Linked DNA regions of Homo sapiens: region 2 is linked to region 1. Evidence: read pairs that join two places in POLR2A ChIA-PET (ENCODE). Cell type or tissue: CD4-positive, alpha-beta T cell. All regions are shown on one strand. Links, peaks and the distances in the headings refer to the core of each region. The heading gives the core; the rest is flanking DNA.

The links. Peaks named below come from ENCODE experiments on the same cell type or tissue, not always from the same donor. Only the 100,000 strongest peaks of a DNase experiment are listed, where the experiment ranks them.
Region 2: POLR2A ChIA-PET joins it to region 1 with 17 read pairs; 19 of 35 experiments call an interaction of 5 or more read pairs at or near these places.

The regions. Positions count from the first base shown.
Region 1 is chr10:131,967,384-131,977,493 of GRCh38, forward strand. BNIP3 (BCL2 interacting protein 3) reads right to left here. Exons shown (of 6, transcript NM_004052.4): 2 at 6,410-6,560; 3 at 5,651-5,735; 4 at 3,481-3,587; 5 at 3,255-3,404; 6 at 301-1,186. The coding sequence ends at 1,141. It also overlaps a transcript of PPP2R2D not described here. Among named protein-coding and RNA genes, the nearest start is that of BNIP3, 9.5 kb to the right of the region's middle. RefSeq lists an enhancer at 4,884-5,754. In CD4-positive, alpha-beta T cell, for the core only: no CTCF peak of the experiment used is centred there; DNase peaks (open chromatin) are centred at 5,478 and 5,878; H3K4me3 peaks cover 1,401 bases; H3K27ac peaks cover 2,324 bases.
Region 2 is chr10:131,903,777-131,913,344 of GRCh38, forward strand. All of the region lies in intron 2 of PPP2R2D (protein phosphatase 2 regulatory subunit Bdelta), which reads left to right. Among named protein-coding and RNA genes, the nearest start is that of PPP2R2D, 7.6 kb to the left of the region's middle. In CD4-positive, alpha-beta T cell, for the core only: no CTCF peak of the experiment used is centred there; a DNase peak (open chromatin) is centred at 4,195; H3K27ac peaks cover 2,151 bases.

The sequences.
Region 1 (10,110 bases), core at 2,111-10,110:
TGATCTCAGACTATTCTGAAGTTAAATTATATAAAGGAATTCTGATGTCATGCCATCCACATTCTCCAAATGTAAGACTGAGAGATGACTGCTTCCAAGGTAGCATCAACAAAGATTTTTACAAATGAAAACGTTAGATTTAACACCCGAATTAAGCGTGGAAAGGTGAAACATCAAGGCGGCAGGCAGCCTTTCTAAAAAGTTTGCTGTAGGAAAGATAATGTCAAAATAGGGACCAGTCCTGGTTTCATTAAGAAGCTATCATGACGTCTGATTTTAAACCATATGTAAATACAGTAATCTGAAGGATTTGGCAAAGATTTATTTTTTTTTCCATTTCCAGTTTTTTAAAGTAGACACAGATTTGCTTAGAATAAAGCTGATTTTAAAAGCACACAAAAGTTGAACACAAAGGAGAGGATTAAATTCACCAATGCAGAGTGATAAAGAGGAAAAGATACTGAGTAGGTGCCTTCAGCAGAAAACTGATCATCCAGGGTGATCACCTAATAATCGGAGACTTAATTCCTTATAATGCAAAAGCAAGAAGAGTTTAGTGTACGAACTGTACAGCTGAGTTTGTAGCTCTATCTTGGTTTCTGTTGATTATGAACAATTAGCATAGTTATATATAATCTTTCTTTAGTAGACAACCTGCATCCATTTAAATTAAATAATACTTTCTACAATAGTGTGATATATAAGGCCACAATATTTATTTTGGACAAACCCCTTAAAGTAGCGATTTTATTATCAATGTTATTCATTCTTTTGAAATATAAAGTACTTCAGCTGAATTAAGGTTGCAGATAATTTTTAAAATACAACACACATCATGACTAGTATATTAAAATTATTTATATTCAGATATTTATATCTAATATCAAATGAAAATTTACTACCAAATTTTCACAGTAGACATTAATCAGTCTGACATGCTTATTGATCCCATAGGTGTAATTATAGATCAACATGATTTTAGTGTCTATTCTTTTATTTTACTAAATTAGGAACGCAGCATTTACAGAACAAATAAACACAAGTGACGTGGCCACCCCAGGATCTAACAGCTCTTCAGTGAGCTATGTTGCAAGCTCAGAAGTAATCCACTAACGAACCAAGTCAGACTCCAGTTCTTCATCAAAAGGTGCTGGTGGAGGTTGTCAGACGCCTTCCAATATAGATCCTTCACAGAAAAATTATCAGTAGTTAATGTATCTTGTGATTCACAGGAGACTGTGTTACAGCTGAAACAGGGTAGCTCACTGTGGTTAGAGCTTATGCAAGGGGACTGGTGATTTTATACCCATTATAAAAATTTTGTAATGAATCTATCTGTGATCTTTTATCTAGTGTTTTATCAATATGTATTTTGTATTAATTAACTTAGAAAACATCAGATCGTATTCTTACATAGAAGGATCACCAAACCGAATGCTGTTTCCACACAGAAAGCTTCTGCTTTGTTCCAACTCAGTGCTGGGGGAAGTCACCTACCAGGGCAAGATGGTGTTGCTAGTTCATCACCACCAGCCTCACCAAAGCCAACTGCTTAAAAATGAAGCCCCTGCCCTCATGTGGTTTAAGTTTGGTAGTGGGAGAGATGTCCCAAACTAAAGATGCAGGAGTGTCAGAAAAGGCTTTTCGGCAATAGAGAGGCTCGCTCCAGCTGACCAGCGGGCATCACTCCCGGAGGGAGGAGGATGGGTCTCCAGGAAAGGGCAGAATCGGAAGCCTGGCTGGCCTGGCCTGTGGGCGGTGGTGTGGTGGGCACTGTGAGCGCAGACAGTGCTGCAGCAGCTTTCGGGGCAGATTTTATCGTGTGGTTCTGAAAAGCAGCTGAGGGGGTGTGGGTCGCCAGTGGCAGCATCAGGCTCTGAAAACCCGGGCAGGACGAAGGACAGTAGCTGGGAAGTAGTGGCTGCAGAAATCCATCCTGAAACGAAGGGCTTAAACCTTGTATTTAAAATGAGGATCCCGAGGCCTTGCCCCCAGAGTCTGCTTGACAGTTCTGGAAAAGGCTCCAGAAAGCAAACTGCCTGGTGATGCTGATGCAGTCTGTAGGTCTGACTCCCAAAAGCACCAGCAGAAATGAAGGTGACGGGTTATGGGGGGGACGTGAGAATGTGCCCAAGAGCTAGGAGAAAGCCACGCACACGGGAGGGCGAGGTGGAGACACGGGCAGCGCTCAGGTCCCGGCCCAGGAAACTCAGTGGCTTTTATCCCGTTTCCTTCAACCCCAGATGTGAGCCCTCTGGCCAACCTACCTAACCCACCTGCCCCCAGTGGCATTCCGGTCTTTCCAGTCTGTCCAACACACGGCAGCCACAGAACACTGTCTGCACGCCAGGACTAGAGCCCTCCTCCCCGCTGAGAGGCTGGGACCAGCCCGAGGAGGAGCCGTTTTGGCTTCCCGCTCTGGCTCTTCACCACCGCTGCGGCGAACGCTCTTCAGAACCCACAGCGGCGCCTGCCTGGTCTCTGTGTTTTCTGCAGGGTGAGTGAGTATAAGCAGCCAGGAAAGGCCAGGCGCGGTGGCTCACGCCTGTAATCCCAGCACTTTGGAGGCCGAGGTGAGCCATCCCTTGAGTTCGAGATCAGCCTGGGCAACGTGGCGAAGCCCCGTCTCTATTAAAAATACAAAAATTAGCCAGGCCTGGTGGTGGGCACCTGTAATCCCAGCTACCCAGGAGGCTGAGGCAGGAGAGTCGCTTGAACCCAGGAGGCAGAGGCTGCAGTGAGCCGAGATCACGCCCCTGCACTCAGCCTGGGCAACAAGAGCGAAACTCAAGCCAGTAAAGTCGGAGACTGCATTGGTTCCTTCATTGCTGAGAGTTACTAGAACAACAGTCCTGTCTGGAGGAAGTACAGCAGGTAACTGAGACCCTCCACCTACAGCAGAGCTGGGTGCATTCCCGCCACAGTACTACACAGAAATGAGACTGCTTTCACCTACACACAGGACAAAGAGGTCAGACCTAAGAAGCCCTGCTTTGACTCCGTTTATATTCAGTGAGCAACAGGCAGACTCGTCAGGCCAGACAGCAGCACCACAGGGCGCCTGTGCTGGGGCCTTTGGGGGCTGCAGGCTGGTGGTTTCTGGACCTGAACAGTGACTACGTGGGTGTTTGTGAAAATGCACCAAGCTGTAACTGATGATCTGGACTTCAGGAAACAGGTTACGAATAAATCACTGCAACCCAGAATCGCCCCACGACATGCCATGACAGGAGTCACACAGTCACATCACCTACCCCAATCCGATGGCCAGCAAATGAGAGAGCAGCAGAGATGGAAGGAAAACTTTCAGAAATTCTGCAGAGAATATGCCCCCTTTCTTCATGACGCTCGTGTTCCTCATGCTGAGGGTGGCCGTGCGCTTCGGGTGTTTAAAGAGGAACTCCCTGAGGCGGGAAGAAACGTGTCAGCTGATGTGTCCTCTGTCAAGGGGTGCCCCCGTGACACTGAGAACACACTCACTTGGGGGGAATATTTTCCGGCCGACTTGACCAATCCCATATCCAATCTGAGTTTTTCTTCAAGATGCTTTCAACTTCTTTCCTTCTTTCAATATCATCTTCCTCAGACTAAGATAAAGTCAATGTTAAAGGCAGATCAGTGTACCACACGTGACACGGGAAAGCACCCAGCTCCCACCCGAGCTTCAGATCCGCAGGCTCAATTCAAGAGCCCAGAGGCACATGTCAGTGCCTCGGACCGTGGTCCAAGGGGAGTCCTGGGGCTGGGGGCCTTCCCCGGGCCGCGCCGCACTCCCGGCTCACAGCACGCTCGCCGCCTCCAGGGACAGATCACCTCTGGGGGAGCCCCACTCAGGGCGTAAATACATTTGGTTCACTGTGAGATTCTGGGGGTACTGACAGCGGCAAACACTGTCCTAGGGAAGTCACGTGACATGAGGGCAAAGATGGTGACGGCAGCACTGGTTATAAGAAAAGAAAATGAAAACAGCCGAAAACGGCTCAAAACAGGGACATGACGAAGGAAGGGACACTGTATAGTGAGCAGGTTTACAAGATGCTTCCGGGATAAGCAGGAGGGAAAAGGCAGAAATGTCCACATAACCACAGCTGCGGCCAAATCCTCAGAATTATATAACAGCACGAAACATTAAAGAGGATTTTAAATCTGAGAGTCTAAGTGTTTTTCTCTACTTTTTTGCATTTTCAAAATTCTGTACCTGAACATCTAATTCCTTTTAAAACTAGGGGAAGTTTTGTGTAAAACAGTGAAAACGGCAAGACCCTGTCTCAAAAAAAAAGAAATAAAATTGAAAATACTCAAGAATATAGCTCCCCAAACCCACCAAACATCTGGGTACACCCAAGCTGGGTACAGCCCCAAGTGCCCAGGAGCAGGCCGCACGCCCTGGATGCACCCACACACCCACAGCCAGGGCTCCTGGGGCTCCCGAAATCATGCTGCCCCTCGGAGTGGGGCCAGGGGATGTCCCTGAGAAAGCCTGGGTAACAGGGACTCCTTGTTTCCTTGGTGAAGAAAGCCTTGAGGGAAGCGCTAGCACGGAAGGGTCAGCTACTAACCCTGCCTGGAAGGCCATGCTTCCTCACAGAGCTTCCAAAATACAGAACACAGTCCGTCGTCAAAGTTCTCACCAGCAACGAACACCCAAGAAAACACATCGCGCATCTCATCTGCAGCAAGGTAAGGCACTGCCAGATATAACTGAGCAAGACAGTACTGATCACTGCCTCGAACCCTATCTGTGCCGGAGTAGGAAGGGAGAACGATAGTACACCAAGGCAATAACCCCAGGTACACTTTTTCCTCTAAGACTCACTCCGCTTTCACAACAATGCTGAAGGCCGCTCTGTAAAGCCCATTCAATAGCTGTTAACAGAAAAGTCATCTTAGGCTGGACACAGTATCTCACACCTATAGTCCCAGTATTTTGGGAGGATCACTTGAGCCCTGGAGTTCAAGACCACCCTGGGCAACACAGGGAGACCCCGTCTCTACAAAAAAAACTTTTTTAAAAAAGAAGAAAAAGTGATCTTACACTAAATTATCAGGCTGATCAGCCGCTAATGCTACACTGCTCCGGCACCAGTTAGCTCAGGACTAATGCTAGGAAAGGCACAGGGTGTAATTTCCGGCAGGTAGTGAGTGTCTAATGAGGAAGACACCTCAGAGTCACAGCCACAGTGGCCACATGGCCTTAGATGGCCCCGTGGGTAACTCCTGAGTCCCACACAGCATGCAAATATTAAAACCCACTCACTGTCCAACCAGCAACCACGAGGAAAGACCAGCCAGTAGCTGGCTCACTGCCACCCCTTCCAATGGTCCCTCCCTCCTCTCTAGGCTGCAGCCACCAGGGAGCCCTTCCTCCTTTCCGGTGTATCCCTGATGGCAGGCAGGGAGGGACAGGAGGCCCCCGCTGCCTGTCCCACTCGGCGCCTCCCCCGCTCAGCTGAGTGTCCAGCCCATGTGCTTGTGGATGTTCCCACCCACAGTTTCTTGGTTTTTTTGTTTCGCTTTTTTGTTTTTTTTAAAGCAGGAAACACCCTTAAAGCCCGACTTTTCTCTGAGGTGCTCAATTACATTTAAAACCGTTTCCTGTACAAACAGATCACAAATACTTTTACAACTGCACATTCTCCTTCCAGCTTACCTGTGAGCTGTTTTTCTCTCCAATGCTATGGGTATCTGTTTCAGAAGCTCTGTTGGTATCTTGTGGTGTCTGCGAGCGAGGTGGGCTTGGCGATGTGAATAGAATGGGAAAAACAGAACATCATGTGAACATTCTATCATTAGAAGCTCAAACCCCAAAGGCAGTGAACCGCCTCCGTGATGAGGGGCTCTAGCCAGTCAGCGTACGCGTCTTCCCTTCCACCCAGCACCTGCCAGAGCCAAACTCTTCCTCAGCCCTTTTGGCTGAGCACGACAGGAGTGAGCTAGCCAGTCTTCCAGAGAAGACGCAGGGGCAACTGGCAAGCAGCTGGCTTTGTCACCTGCCGCCTTCACGGTCTGGGTCTGTTGCACAGCTCTCAAGGGCACGCGACCTTTGACCACTGTCGGCCACTCTACCTTGGAGTCACTCAGAAGTACTGCTAACCAGGGACCGCTCCTCCTGCGACCACAGCCCCGCTGAGGCGCGTGAGTGCGTTTCTCAGAGTGGGGTTTGTGGCTGTTCCGCTGCCTACTGATGACTTGAACATGGCTCCCCACAGACTAAGTCCCAGGTCACTGCATCCCCAAAGAGGGCGAGGCTCCTATATAAGGACGGACTGCAGCAGGAGCCAGTCCAGAACGCGGCCCGAGGCGAACAGCAGCCCACTGTCCTAGAGGTGACACGGGCACTTCCAGCTGTGACTGTCACCCACTGAAGACATCGGCACTGTAACACATACACTTGTTGATGCGCGCCTACCTGTCACAGTGAGAGCTCTTGGAGCTACTCCGTCCAGACTCATGCTGTGCGTCCAGCAGTATTTTTTCCATGTCTCCATTATAAATAGAAACCGAGGCTGGAACGCTGCCCCCGTTCCCATTATTGCTGAAGTGCAGTTCTACCCAGGAGCCTGATGGGGACAAAAAAAGGGGCGCAGATGGAATTCTCTACCCACTCTGGAATCTGCTCTTGATATCTAACCAGCCTGCCCTTCCATTTCCAAGAGGTAGCAATGGTGCCACACCAGGAACCATCCCTCAACCCCGACTTGAAGACATCCCTCTGCCCACTCTCATGGCAGTGACTGTCCACGCACACACTCCCTGGGTACAGGAAGGAAGCCCCCTGGGGCTGAGACCATGTATCTGTCCAGCTCTTGCAGTCCCTTTATACCAAGCCAATGTCCAATAACTCTGCTGAGTCAACAGAATCCAATTAGAATACTTCCTTGCAGTGAGCTTTTATAAGAAAAAGGCTATTATTTGGAAAAAGAGGTCTTTAAAAAAAACAACAACAACACTAATGTCAACATAAGCTTAAGGGATTTGAAGTTTTCTTTAAAAGGTTTAAGCTCTATTTTTTGTTTCTTTTCGAGACGGAGTCTCGCTTTGTCACCCAGGCTGGGGTGCAGTGGCACGATGAAGGCTCACTATAATCTCAAACTCCTGGGTTCAGGCCATCCTCTAGCTGACACCTCCGGAATAACTGGAACTACAGGCATGCACCACTACTCCTGGCTATTTTTTTTAGGAGATGGGGTCTCGCTATATTGCCCAGGCTAGTCTCGAACTTCTGGGCCCAAGCAGTCCTCTCACCTCAGCTTCCCAGTGTGCTGGGATTACAGGCGTGAGCCACCATGCCCAGCCTCTATGACTTGCATCGTGTGGCTTACTTTGCATTTATATAATTTCTAACGAGGTTGAAGACGGTTTTACAAGTTTGCTAGCCATCTGGATAGCATCTTTTTTGAACTGGTTCTTCGAATCTCTTATTCTTTTCTATTATCTGTCTTTCTCTTATTTGTGGGCATCCAGCAGTATTTTTTCCATGTCACCATTATAAATAGAAACTGAGGCTGGAACGCTGCTCCCGTTCCCTTACTGCTAAAAGTGCAATTCTGGGATAATTCTGTATTCTAGATATATGTTTTTCTGCATTTAAATATGTTGCAAGTAACTTTCCCTCGGTAGCTTGTTCTTTTCACTTCTGATGTCTTCTGATGTACAGAAGTTCTTGATTTTAATTCAGTCAAATGCAGCAATCCCTTCCTGAGCTGAGATATTCTATTCTATTATTTTCACACAGCTCTACTGTTATGACAGTCACATTTAGATCCAAAATCTACATGGATTAATTTTCCCATTGATGTGAGACGGATGCCCCATTTACTGCAGACAGCTCCCGCCTCACTCTGCGCTGGCTGCTTCCTGTGTCAGAAATCAAGCGTGCATATAGGCACACGTCTATTTCTGGGCCCCAGATAATCTCTCTACTTTGTGTCATAGGTTTATTTATTTAAAGCAAATCTGGTAGGAGCTTCCTCTGGTAGCGTATGGAGGATGGAGTGCAGTGGGAGGAAAGTGCAGGCCACAAAAGACAGGGAAACTTATGGACGAGAACAATGGAATTATCTCATTTTTGCAGTCACTATAATTTTAGTAAGCAGAATAATCACCCTGAGCTGCTGACTGTCCTTAAACCAACACAGCACTAATAACACCATGCAATTAGGGGGAAAGGAGCAGCCTCTTCATCCGTCATGTTCGCTGGAAGCAAAGGCAGGTGCACAGCTTTCCACACACACGAGGCATCTCTCCTGAAAGAGGGCTGGCCTAGGCTCCATACGCCACTTGTTGCAGAGTCTATTTCATATTAACCAGAAAAAAGCAAACCGAAGGCCCAGGAAGGAAAAGTGGATTTGCAACTTATGCCATCAACAGTCTCCCAGTAAGCTGCTAACGAAATGATCACACAAATTTTCAAATGAACGCATGATTGTTCTCTTTGGCCTCTCACGTTGCCTCATGTCCTGGCCTACACGAAGCACATCCCTAATACAAAGGCAAGCCAGGGTCTGTCTCGGAGCCTGGAGCTCAATGGAGGAGAAAGGCCCAGGCCAGTCTGCCCCACACTCTGGCAGAGGCTACATGGTGCCTTCTGAGATGTACAGACCACACCATTCCTGAAGCCGCTCATCTGACCAGACAGTATTGCCAAGTACTCTGATGTTCACTAGCCCTCCTTCCCTCTCTGCGGTTCAAGATGCCATGCGGCCGGCTAGCCATGGCCTGCCCCTGAGAGAACGGCACCACAGCCTCTGTTTTGGCCAGCTGTCTTTCTCCGCTGAATCTACAGTATTCAGATTCTGGGCCTGCTTCAATTTACTTGACTAAAGTGTTGTTCAGCTATCTGACGATATGGAACACAAATGCAACTTGAAGGTGTGGTGTCTCTTCTCTGATGCCACTCTTAACATCAAATGTGGGACACCAAGTCACCACCACCGGGGTGTCCAACGATTCAATTCCATTCTATCTACCTAGACTTAGTGTGGAGCCCACAAGACTGTTCCCACAGATGCAAGCAGAGAATGGGGTGTCCAGGTTACCCGTATTTCTGCCAGTGCCTCTACCTACTCAGGGGATCCCACACACCTGCCTCAGGTTCAGTAATTTACTACAATTCACAGAACTCAGAAAAACTCTTTACTTACATTTATCAGTTTACCAGAAACAATTCCAGGGCAGACAAATGGAAATGACATACAGCCCAGATCCCCACCTACCCCACACGTCCCAACCCTAACCCCAACCACACTCTCTGCAACCAGACTCCCACTTACCCCACATGTCCCAACCCTAACCCCAACCATGCTACCCGCACCTCATGGCTCCCCCATCTCCATCTCCAGTCCCCTCCCCTCCTAGGAGGGGCTGCCCTGGGAATTTCTACCTCAAGTAACTATCCTGGGGCCACCCTTGAGCCACTGTATTAGCAGTGTATTCTGAAGGGGCTCCTTACAACTTACACCAAAAATGGTTAACCAAGGAGCACTTTTGGAGTACACTGCTAATAGGGTGACTTTATGAATAACGCACACACTGGTCAGGTTGTTCTGCCTATGGAGTCACCATCTTTTTACTGTTTTACTTTCTTTAATAAACATGCTTAAGACACTTATTGGCACAGCGGTTCATGCCTGTAATCCCAGCACTTTGGGAGGCCGAGGCGGGCAGATCATCTGAGGTCAGGAGTCAGAGACCAGCCTGACCAACATGGTGAAACCCCGTCTCTACTAAAAATACAAAATTAGCTGGGCGTGGTGGGCGCCTGTAATCCCAGCTACTCGGGAAGCTGAGGCAGAAGAATCCCTTGAACCTGAGAGGGGGAGGTTGCAGTGAGCCGAGATCATGCCACTGCCCCCCAGCCTGGGCAACAATAGCGAAACTCTGTGTCTCAAACAAAAAAAAAAGACACTGCTCAGGAAGCCCCAGGGGTTTAGGTGCTCTGCACCAGGAAGTAGGTAGGGTCAAGACCAAACACATACTGTAATCTATCACACAAGGGGCAGGCTGAAGACAACAGGGAGAGGAAGATGAAGGAGAGACAAGTGTATCTCTGTCATCCTCTGCGCTACTGCAACAGAATCCCACAGACTTAGTGATTTACGAACAGAAACT
Region 2 (9,568 bases), core at 1,083-9,082, 65 kb before region 1:
TTGTATTAACACCAGAGAGTCAGTGATGATGAAGGGAAGTGTAGTCGTTAGTCACCAGGGATTGCTGAGCAGCAAGGATCAAGAAGCTGGTCATGCCCAAACGCAACCTTGAGGGAGAGATGTTGGTGAGAGATAAGAGATGGGTGGCTGGGTACGGTGACTCACACCTGTAACCCCAGCACTCTGGGAGGCTGAGGCGGGTGGATCACTTGAGGTCAGGAGTTTGAGACTAGCCTGGCCAATATGGCGAAACCCCATCTCTACTAAAAATACAAAAATTAGCCAGGCGTGGCAGGGCCGGCCTGTAATTCCAGCTCCTCAGGAGACTGAGACAGGAGGATTGCTTAAACCTGGGAGGTGGAGGTTGCAGTGAGGCGAGATGGTGCCATTGCACTCCAGCCTGGGCGTCAGAGCGAGACTCCGTCTCAAAAAAAAAAAAAAAAGGAGAGAGATGGCCGGGCGCAGTGGCTCACGCTTGTAATCCCAGCACTTTGGGAGGCCGAGGCAGGCAGATCACAAGGTCAGGAGATCGAGACCATCCTGGCTAACACGGTGAAACCCCGTCTCTACTAAAAATACAAAAATTAGCCGGGTGTGATGGCGGGCGCCTGCAGTCCCAGCTACTTGGGAGGCTGAGGCAGGAGAATGGCATGAACCCGGGAGGCAGAGCTTGCAGTGAGCCGAGATCGTGCCACTGCACTCCAGCCTGGGCGACAGAGCAAGACTTTGTCTCAAAAAAAAAAAGAGAGATGGGCAGTTCACAGGGGTTTTTATCGTGCACTGCTGCTCAGGCTGTAGAACTTAAGGTATAGCAGATTTTGTTTGTTTAGATTTGTGGCTTGTGAGGCATTTTGTTCTTGAAGGTTTTGTTCTGGGCCAAGTTCAGCTCTGTAGAGCTTTACTACAGCCCTGCACTCTGGCCGTCTTTCTGCCCTCTCTGCAATGGGTAAGGAGAAGGAGCCTTAGAGATTAAGGCCTGGGTCCTCTCCTGACTTCAGTGGGGTGATGCCCAGTGCACAGGAAGTGGTGCAGGGCTAGGAGTAGGCACTCCTGACTTTGGAGGTCATGAAGTGAGTGACATAGAAAAGCCTTTGGTTTTTGTTTTGATTTCTGTTTTGTTTTTAAAACTAATAGTTTTGGGCTGGGGAATCAGAATCAACCTATGGTGAAAGTGCTGGCCTATGTAAAATTTGATGCGCACCCCACCCCCCTTTTTTTTTTAAAAGAATTGGGTTTAGCTATGGGTCAGGTCATTTTGCTAAGAGTTGTGATTCCACTGGGTCATCAGACTTCCCATCCCCCTGCAGGTAGGAGTAGAGCTGAGCTCACAAGGAAGTTATTAAGTGTCCTGCTGATGAGCAGGTGTATAAGCAGCAGTCAGTGGTGACTTGCATCTCCTCCCTTTGCTGGAAGGTGGGACTAGGTGAGTTTATATGCTGAGTTGACCAAGAGTTAAAATAGTAAAACCAGGGGGCTTCCAGCAGGAAGCAAGTAGAAAAGTTGTTTGTTAGCTTCTAATTCCACGATGTTGCGGTTCTAAACGGTGGCTCCTTTCTGGAAATTGTTAACTGTTGTGCAGATTTTTTCTGCATGTTATGGAATCACCTTCACCCAGCCCCTGCTCCCTCTCCTGGAACGTACTTCATTCAGCATGTGATGTGTTTTGCAATGTCACATGGTATTTCATCCTTTGCTTCTCTCTCTGGTAGACTGAGCTCCTCAAGCTTGAAGGCTGGCTGTCCCCCTTCCCACCCCAGCCCTTGTAGAGGACCCAGCACGAAGGTCATGATAGGTAACAGTTGCTGAGTGGTCATTCTGTGCTAGAGATTGCTCGCAGTGCTTTTCCTATGTCAGTGAATCTTCACACCACCGAAGAAGGAAGGAAATACTGTTCTTCCCAGTCTCAGATGCAGAATCCGAGGCGTGGGAGCAATTAACCTGGGTCACAAAGCGAGTGTATGGCAGGGCCAGGGTTTGGAGCCACGCCGACTGGCCGCAGAGCCGTGGAGCGCTGTACTGCTTCAGCGACCATTTGCAGCCAGCACAGTACTGATGAAGCCCCACTGTGGCATGCGGCCGTCCAGCCTTGGGATGGAGCTGTTCTTCTAAAGCTCGGTGAAAATCTTACTACCAAGAGGCGTGTGAAAATGCTTTTGAAGGCAAATGAAAATGGAATGCCTTTAAAGGAAGTCTGTGTCAAAATGATAGAAGATTAGTAACAAGGATTCAAGAATAGCATCACTTTCCAACCAATTCTCAAACTATTTGAAGAGTAGATACCACAGAGACAGTAAGTAAGTGAAACACCTGCACGTCAAGCAAGTGCTGCAGCACCTTTGCCTGTGATGTCACTTTCCACATGACTGCAACCTGCTTACCTGCAGGGAAGCTATGGGTCTTGCTCCTTTATATATTACACTAATTGCTCCTATGGAGAAACCGTGGGGAGGGGTTGGGGGAGGAGGGTCTTATATTGAACCTGGTTTTATATAGCTTTATAGCTTGATAACAGCTGGTTCCTTTCTTCTCAGAATTTGTAGTTTTAAGTGTATTGGGGTTTTATTTGTTGATTTTGCTTTAATCAGTTTCTTAATCCATGATCTGTTGCTTTGAATTAGACATTAACCTGTTTCTAAAGAGATAGACTAAACAAAACTAAAGGTTTGTTTGCTTAAGTCAAGCTTGAGTCTGGGGAGTTATGTAAGTAACATAGATATCTGGTTAATCTGGTAGGATAGCCTTTCCAAGGGAGTTTACATTGGTACTTTGAAAGAAACATTTTAAGTCGCAGAAAGGTAACAAAAATTAAGTTAACTGTAGCATCAGCACCAGAAAGTTACTGTTTCATTGAATGTAAGATAATGTCTGGCTCGGTGGCTCACGCCTGTAGTCTCAGCACTTCAGGAGGCCAAGATGGCAGGATCCCTTGAGCCCAGCAATTTGAGACCAGCCTGGGCAACATAGTGAGATCTTGTCTCTACCAAAAAAAAAAAAAAAAGAAAGAAATTCGGGACGTTTGCCAGGTATGGTAGTACACACCTGTAGTCCCAGCTACTCAGGAGGCTGAGGTGGGGGCATCGCTTGAGCCAGGGAGGTTGAGGCTGCAATGAGCTATGATTGCACCACTGCACTCCAGCCTGGGCAATAGAGTGAGACCTTGTCTCAGAAAAAAGAAAAAATAATAATAATTATATATGTATATATATAATCTTTGAAATTAGGTGTGTCTTTTATATATAATCTCCTATAATGTCTTTTATATGTATATATAAAATCTACATCTAATTTCAGAGATACTAAGATGTGGGGAAATGTACTTAGAATCAATGAAATACGGTGTTGGTGAATGCAAAACTTGTCAGTCATATTTATTGATTTCTTCTGTGTACAGATAATGGGCATTTGGTATTTATTCATTTATATTTTTTTTTTGGTCTTAATGGGACATGGTGTCTGCTTATTTGAATTATTTCCGGTCTGATTTCTATATTCCATTGTAGAATTTTCATTTACTTAATATTTATATCTGTGCCATTGAAGAGAACCTTCAGGAAAGCATCCTCTGGGGAAGGCCATCAAACAAGCAAACAGTCTAGTAATATTTTGCAGTTTGACTTATGAGAGCTTCATAGGAAGCCTCTGCCTTTAGGAAGTCAGTTGTATGCCTTAAGATTCACAGACTCGCCGGGCGCAGTGGTTCACGCCTGTAATCCCAGCACTTTGGGAGGCCGAGGCGGGCGGATCACGAGGTCAGGAGATCGAGACCATCCTGGCTAACAGGGTGAAACCCCGTCTCTACTAAAAAAAATACAAAAAATCAGCTGGGTGTGGTCGCGGGCACCTGTAGTCCCAGCTACTGGGGAGGCTGAGGCAGGAGAATGGCATGAACCCAGGAGGCGGAGCTTGCAGTGAGCGGAGATCACGCCACTGCACCTCCAGCCTGGGCAGCAGAGCGAGACTCCATATCAAAAAAAAAAAAAAAAGATTCACAGACTCATCATGCTTAGTACAGCCACATCTTAACGCTCAGGAGGCTGGCCTGGTCATCGTTACATCGTGAAGTTAAGTTTACAAGATATGTGGTGGTATTGAATCATACCTGGTGATTTTCCACGTTCCCTGATTTTAAGCAGTCTGCTGTTCTGATGGGAAGTTCCAGGTTGGGTTTGTGTCTGCTGTTTTCAACTCTGAGGGCCCCTTTCTGAGCTTCAGCTCGCTTATCTAGAAGTTAAATCAGAAGCTTTTTGTTAAGATCAAACAATGTGCAGTGCTGTTGCAACTTGAAAAGTGCTTTTCAAGTATTAGATACAACTGTTAATTCTCTTGTATTTTAAAGTATTGGGGCTTGGTTTTAGCTATATTTAAACACAAAAATAGCAGTTTCTTGTTTTTCCTTACCTGCTTCATGTCCATCTACCCAGATCCCTTCCACTGGGCCTGGCCTCTTAATGTTTACGTTATTATTCAGTGATTATTCCCATCCCTTGATCTTTGCTCCTGTTTCTTTCTTTGCCTAGAGTATTTATTTTGCTTCCTGTCCATTCCCTAAGCCCTGCTGATCCTTCTAAATCCACCTCCAATCCCACTTGGCGAGTCCCTGCTCCAGCTCCCCTCAGCGTTCAGTGTCGTCTTAGACTCCAGATTTCCCTTTCACACTGTGTTCCATGTTGTTTAGCAATTGGCTGTGTCCTGCTTGTGGTTCCCTTATTTTATCACATGTATTATTAGGCTCGTCTCTCCCACTGGATGTCAGTCAGCATATGGAATGTCATGATATTACCAGGTGATGGAGAGGAATTGTGCACGTGGAATTTGGTACACATCCCTTTTTCACCCTCTTCAGGCTTTGTGTTAACTTGGGAAGTTACTTACTCTTTTCTCATCTGTTAAACGGGTACTATTACTTGTGACCATTACAGGGTTGCTGTGAAGATTCCAGAAAATGTATGGAAAGCTCTGACAAACAAACACGTTAACTGGTAACTGTTCAGAGGCTGTTGTCTTAAGAGACCCTCTTGCATAGGAAAATAGCTGACTCTGTCACTTCAGGGAGCCAGTTTAAGAAAAATGAAGGGTAATGCAGGGGCCAGCTTTCAGCTTGGCACATCTGAAAAGTTCACGACAGCATACCAAAGGGCTGCTAGTGCTGGCTGTTGGAAATAGAAATGCAGTTCTTGCCTTCAGGAAACGCTGTTTGGACACAGACAAGCAGGTGGGTCCTTGCACCATGGCTGGACCAGAGCACACTGAGGCAATGTGAAGAAGTACCCAGTACACAGACTTGGGTAGGGAGTGGAGGGGAGGACATCAGGGTATAAGAAGAGGGAGGAAGGGAAGGGGAGGAGAATGTTCCAGGTGGAGAGTGCTTGGTGTGGAGGTTGGACAGAGCATGGTATGTTCTGAGAGGTCAGTGCTTGGCATGGTCCTCTGGCAGAAAAGGGAGTGGCTGTGATGAGCAGGAGGCTGGCTGGGGCCACAGGATGATGAATAAAGGACTTGAATCGTGTGCTCAGGACTCTGAGTGATTGTGAGCTTTTCAGATCCTAAGCGGAGGAGCGACATCAGCTTTGTTTTTAACAAGGTCACTCTGCCCTTTGGAGAGTGGATGGTGGTGGGTAAGAATGGAGATAGGAAGTTACTGCAATAATAAAGATTGGGAAAATGGGCTTACTCTAGTTTCGGGGTGGCCAAGCTTTTTTGTAAAGGGCCAAATGGTAAGTATCTTAGACTTTCAGGCCATCCTGTCCCTGTTGCAACGACTGAATTCAACTCTGCCTTTAGCAGGAAGACAGCCATAGACCCTGCAGAGATGGATGGGCGTGGCTCTGTGCCCTGCTTCCACAGGAGCATGCCTACAGAAAACAGGCAGCTGGCCAGATGTCGCCCAGGTTGTGGTTTGCTAAACCCTGACCTAGAGTTGGTTTGCAAAGTCTTTTGGTGCTGGAATAATTTTATACTCTTAATAGTTATATTGAGGATCCAGAGAGCCTTTGTTTGTGCTGGTTATCGCTGTTGATGTTTTCTATATTTGAAATTAAAACAGAACAACTTACAATATTTATTTTACTTTAAAAGAATCTACTACATGTTAACATAACCTTTTTAATGAGAAACAACTTTTCAAAAACAAAAAGATTAAGCAAGAAGAACAGTGTTGTTTTACACTTTTGCACATCCTTTTAAAATATGAGGTTTAAGAGGTGACGGCTGGATTCTCAGACCTGCTTCTGCATTCCGTGTGTTCCAGTTGCTTTATTGAAATGTGTAAGGAAAATGTGGCGTCACACTTCCATGTGGGCAGAAGAGGGGTCATCCTGGAGGCTCTTAGCGATGCACCATAACTCGCCAGGTGGCAGCGTGTTTGAGTGTGCCGGCCTTTCGGAGTCAGTGACGTTTCTGTACTCTCTTCCGTCAGAACCCTGAGGTCTGTCTTGTGCTCAGAGTGGGTCTTTTGCTCATGGACATGATTTGGTAACATCACACGGGGGTTGTTTGGAAATATTGTTACATGGAGTTGTTTTTTTTTCTAAATGTTAACACATTCCATTATGTAAACTTGAAGAAAATCCTATTTTTTAATGTCATCACTGATCTCATCAGAAGAAAAAGTGAGAAACTGTCAAATTAGCAGTAGTAGAGAAAAGTTTTCCAAAATTCTAATTTTCTCTTGAAAGCTTGGATTTTATCATTGGTAACAAATACTGTCAGTTACTTTCTGTGAAGTGAGGGACGCAGTGTGTTCATTTTCAAGTCAATTTCTGCCAGATACCAAATTCTTAATAACCAAAGTTGGTCAGTTGTTCTTTCAAATAAAAATGGCATTCCATGAAAAAAAGGGCTAGTTCAGCTTGTGTGATACTGTGGAATATGTATTTGGTCTTCCCTAGTACACAACTCCTAAAATCCTCGGGCTCGTCAGTGATGTCTTCGTAATGCGTTGGCTAAGGGCCGGCAACCCCTGGGTAGCTTCAGAACAGGGGCTGGTCACCAGAAAGACCTAGGCAGGATTAGAAGGTTGGGACTTTCAGCCCCGATCCCCAACCTCGGGGAGTGGTGAGGGGTGGGGGAGCTGAAGGTTAAGCTGATCACCAGTGGCCAAACAGTCTTGCCTATGTATGGACTGGGTTTGAAGATAGCTTCCAGATGTTTCTGGAGGGGGGCCCACCCAGAGAGGACACGGGAGCTCTGTGTCTCAGCCCCCGTCCCTCGCCCTGTGCATCACCTCAGTGTCCTCTGTAGTCTCCTTTATAATAAACCGCTAAACTAAAGTGTTTCCCTGAGATCTGCGTGCTCAGTGAGGGTTGTGGACACTCTGATTGATAGCCAGTCAGTCAGAAGCACAAGTAACACAACCTGAGGCTTGCCGTTGGCTCTCGAAGTGGGGGGCAGTCTTGTGGGACAGAGCACTCAACCTATGGGATTTGATGCTTTCTCCCAGCATCAAGATTTAATGGAATCAGGACCCCAGCCAGTGTCCGGCTGCAGAACTGACTGCTTCCTTGCTGCTGGGGAGAGGTCCCCACACCTCTGGTGTCCTAAGTGTGCTGTGAGGATGTGATGGGAGAAACTGAATTTTGTTTTTTGTTTTTCAACCCCAACAACTGTACCGTGTGCTTTTTCTTGAGACAGTTGTACTTGGGGATGCAGCAAAAGTTCTTTTGTGGCACATTTTATCACAGGGTTGGAATTGAATAAAGTGGTGAATTATTTTAACTGTTCATCAGGGAATAAGCTAAGCAAAACTGGCCTTTTTCCTTTTTCTTTCCCTTTTCCCTGCCTGTGCAGGGCGTGGAGAGGAGAGCTCGGGGCTGCTGCCACAGATCATGCTGAGCCGCCAGCAGCTCCACCTGCCCTTGGCTTTGCTCATCCGTGGAAATGACAACAGCGTGAAAACGGCAGATGATGTACAAGGATTATGATGAAAATAGTCTTGACCTCACGGACCCTCTGAGAGGTTCTTGACCGTTGCACCCTCAAGGGCCCACAGACCGCACTTTGAGAACTGCTGCTTGAATGCAAGCTATTAGCAGTAGGAGTGTCAAGGACAGGGCAGACTTCAGGATTAACTGTTCCTTCTCATCTTTACCAGATTGTACTGGTTTTGTCTCAAAATACAAAAATAGAGTGTTTATTATGTAAAGAAAATCAAATGATAGAACAGCTGAGAACAGCTGGATCAAGAGCACAGAGCGGAAGTTCCTCTTCATCCCACTGCTGTCCTGGAGTCTTCCTCAGGACCCACTGCTCCTAACTGTATCTTTGTAGATCATTTTCTATGTGTTTATTTATTTATATTTTAAAACCTAGTTTGTGTATAAGCAATCTTTTTTAATCCACAAATGTGGAATCTTATTCTAGACTTTGAATAAGATTTTCTGTATTAGTCAGTATTGTTTTTTGCTACTTCTTTTCCTTTCCTTTCCTTTTTTGGAAATAGGGTCTTACTCCTCTGTCACCCAGGCTGGAGTGCAGTGGTGCGATCAGAGCTCACTGCAGCCTGATCAGGCTCAAGCAATCCTCTCCCTGCTCAGCCTCCTGAGTAGCTGGAACTATAGGCTTGCACTGCCATGCCCAGCTTTTTTCTATTTTTTGTAGAGACAGGGTTTTGCTGTGTTGCCCAGGATGGTCTTGAACTCCTGGACTCAAGTGATCCTCCCACCTCGGCCTCCCAAAATGCTGGGAATACAAGCATGAGCCATGGCATGTGGCCGCCACTTGCCTTTTTTCATTAAGAGTCTATAATTGGAGATCTTACAGGGAACTGGGCTTTCTGCTCAGCCATACTCGAGCTCATTTGACCCCCGGCCACTGCCCCTTGAAATGTAAGTACTACTGTGTTGCCTTCATCATACACATGAGACGATCAAGTATCAGGAAGATGAAGTTACTTGGTGAAGGTCTCAGAGCTAATAGGTGCTATACCCATTATTTGCATGCAGACATTCTGAGTCCAGAGCCCATACTTAAGTTTTTAACCAGGCTGCCTTTTTATGTGGCTCATTTTATCCTTTTTGATGGCTGCATAGTATTCCCTTAGTTATTTAGTCCACTGTTTCTAATGACAGTGCAGGAGAGTCTCGTCCATCCTTCTGCCCTTCCTGGGTGGCAGACATCCAGGAGTGGGTACACGGTGTCAGAGGCTGTGCACATTTCTTGTTTCTATTCTTTGAATTGCTTTGATTACATCTTTTGTCCATTTTTCTGCTGAACTTAAAAAAGTCAGTCTGTAAAAGTGGTTTTTTTGGTTTGTGTGTTTGTTTTTTTGAGATGAAATCTCGCTCTGTCACCCAGGCTGGAGTGCAGTGGCACTATCTCGGCTCACTGCAACCTCCGCTTCCCAGGTTCAAACGGTTCTCCTGCCTCAGCCTCCCGAGGTGTGATTACAGGGATGCCACCATGCCCGGCTAATTTTTTTTTTTTTTTTTTGTATTTTTAGTAGAGTTGGGGTTTCACCATGTTGGCCAGGCTGGTCTCGAACTCCTGAGCTCAAGTGATCCGCCCACCTCGGCCTCCCAAAGTGCTGGGATTACAGTTGTGAGCCACCGCACCCAGCTTGTAAAAGTTCTTT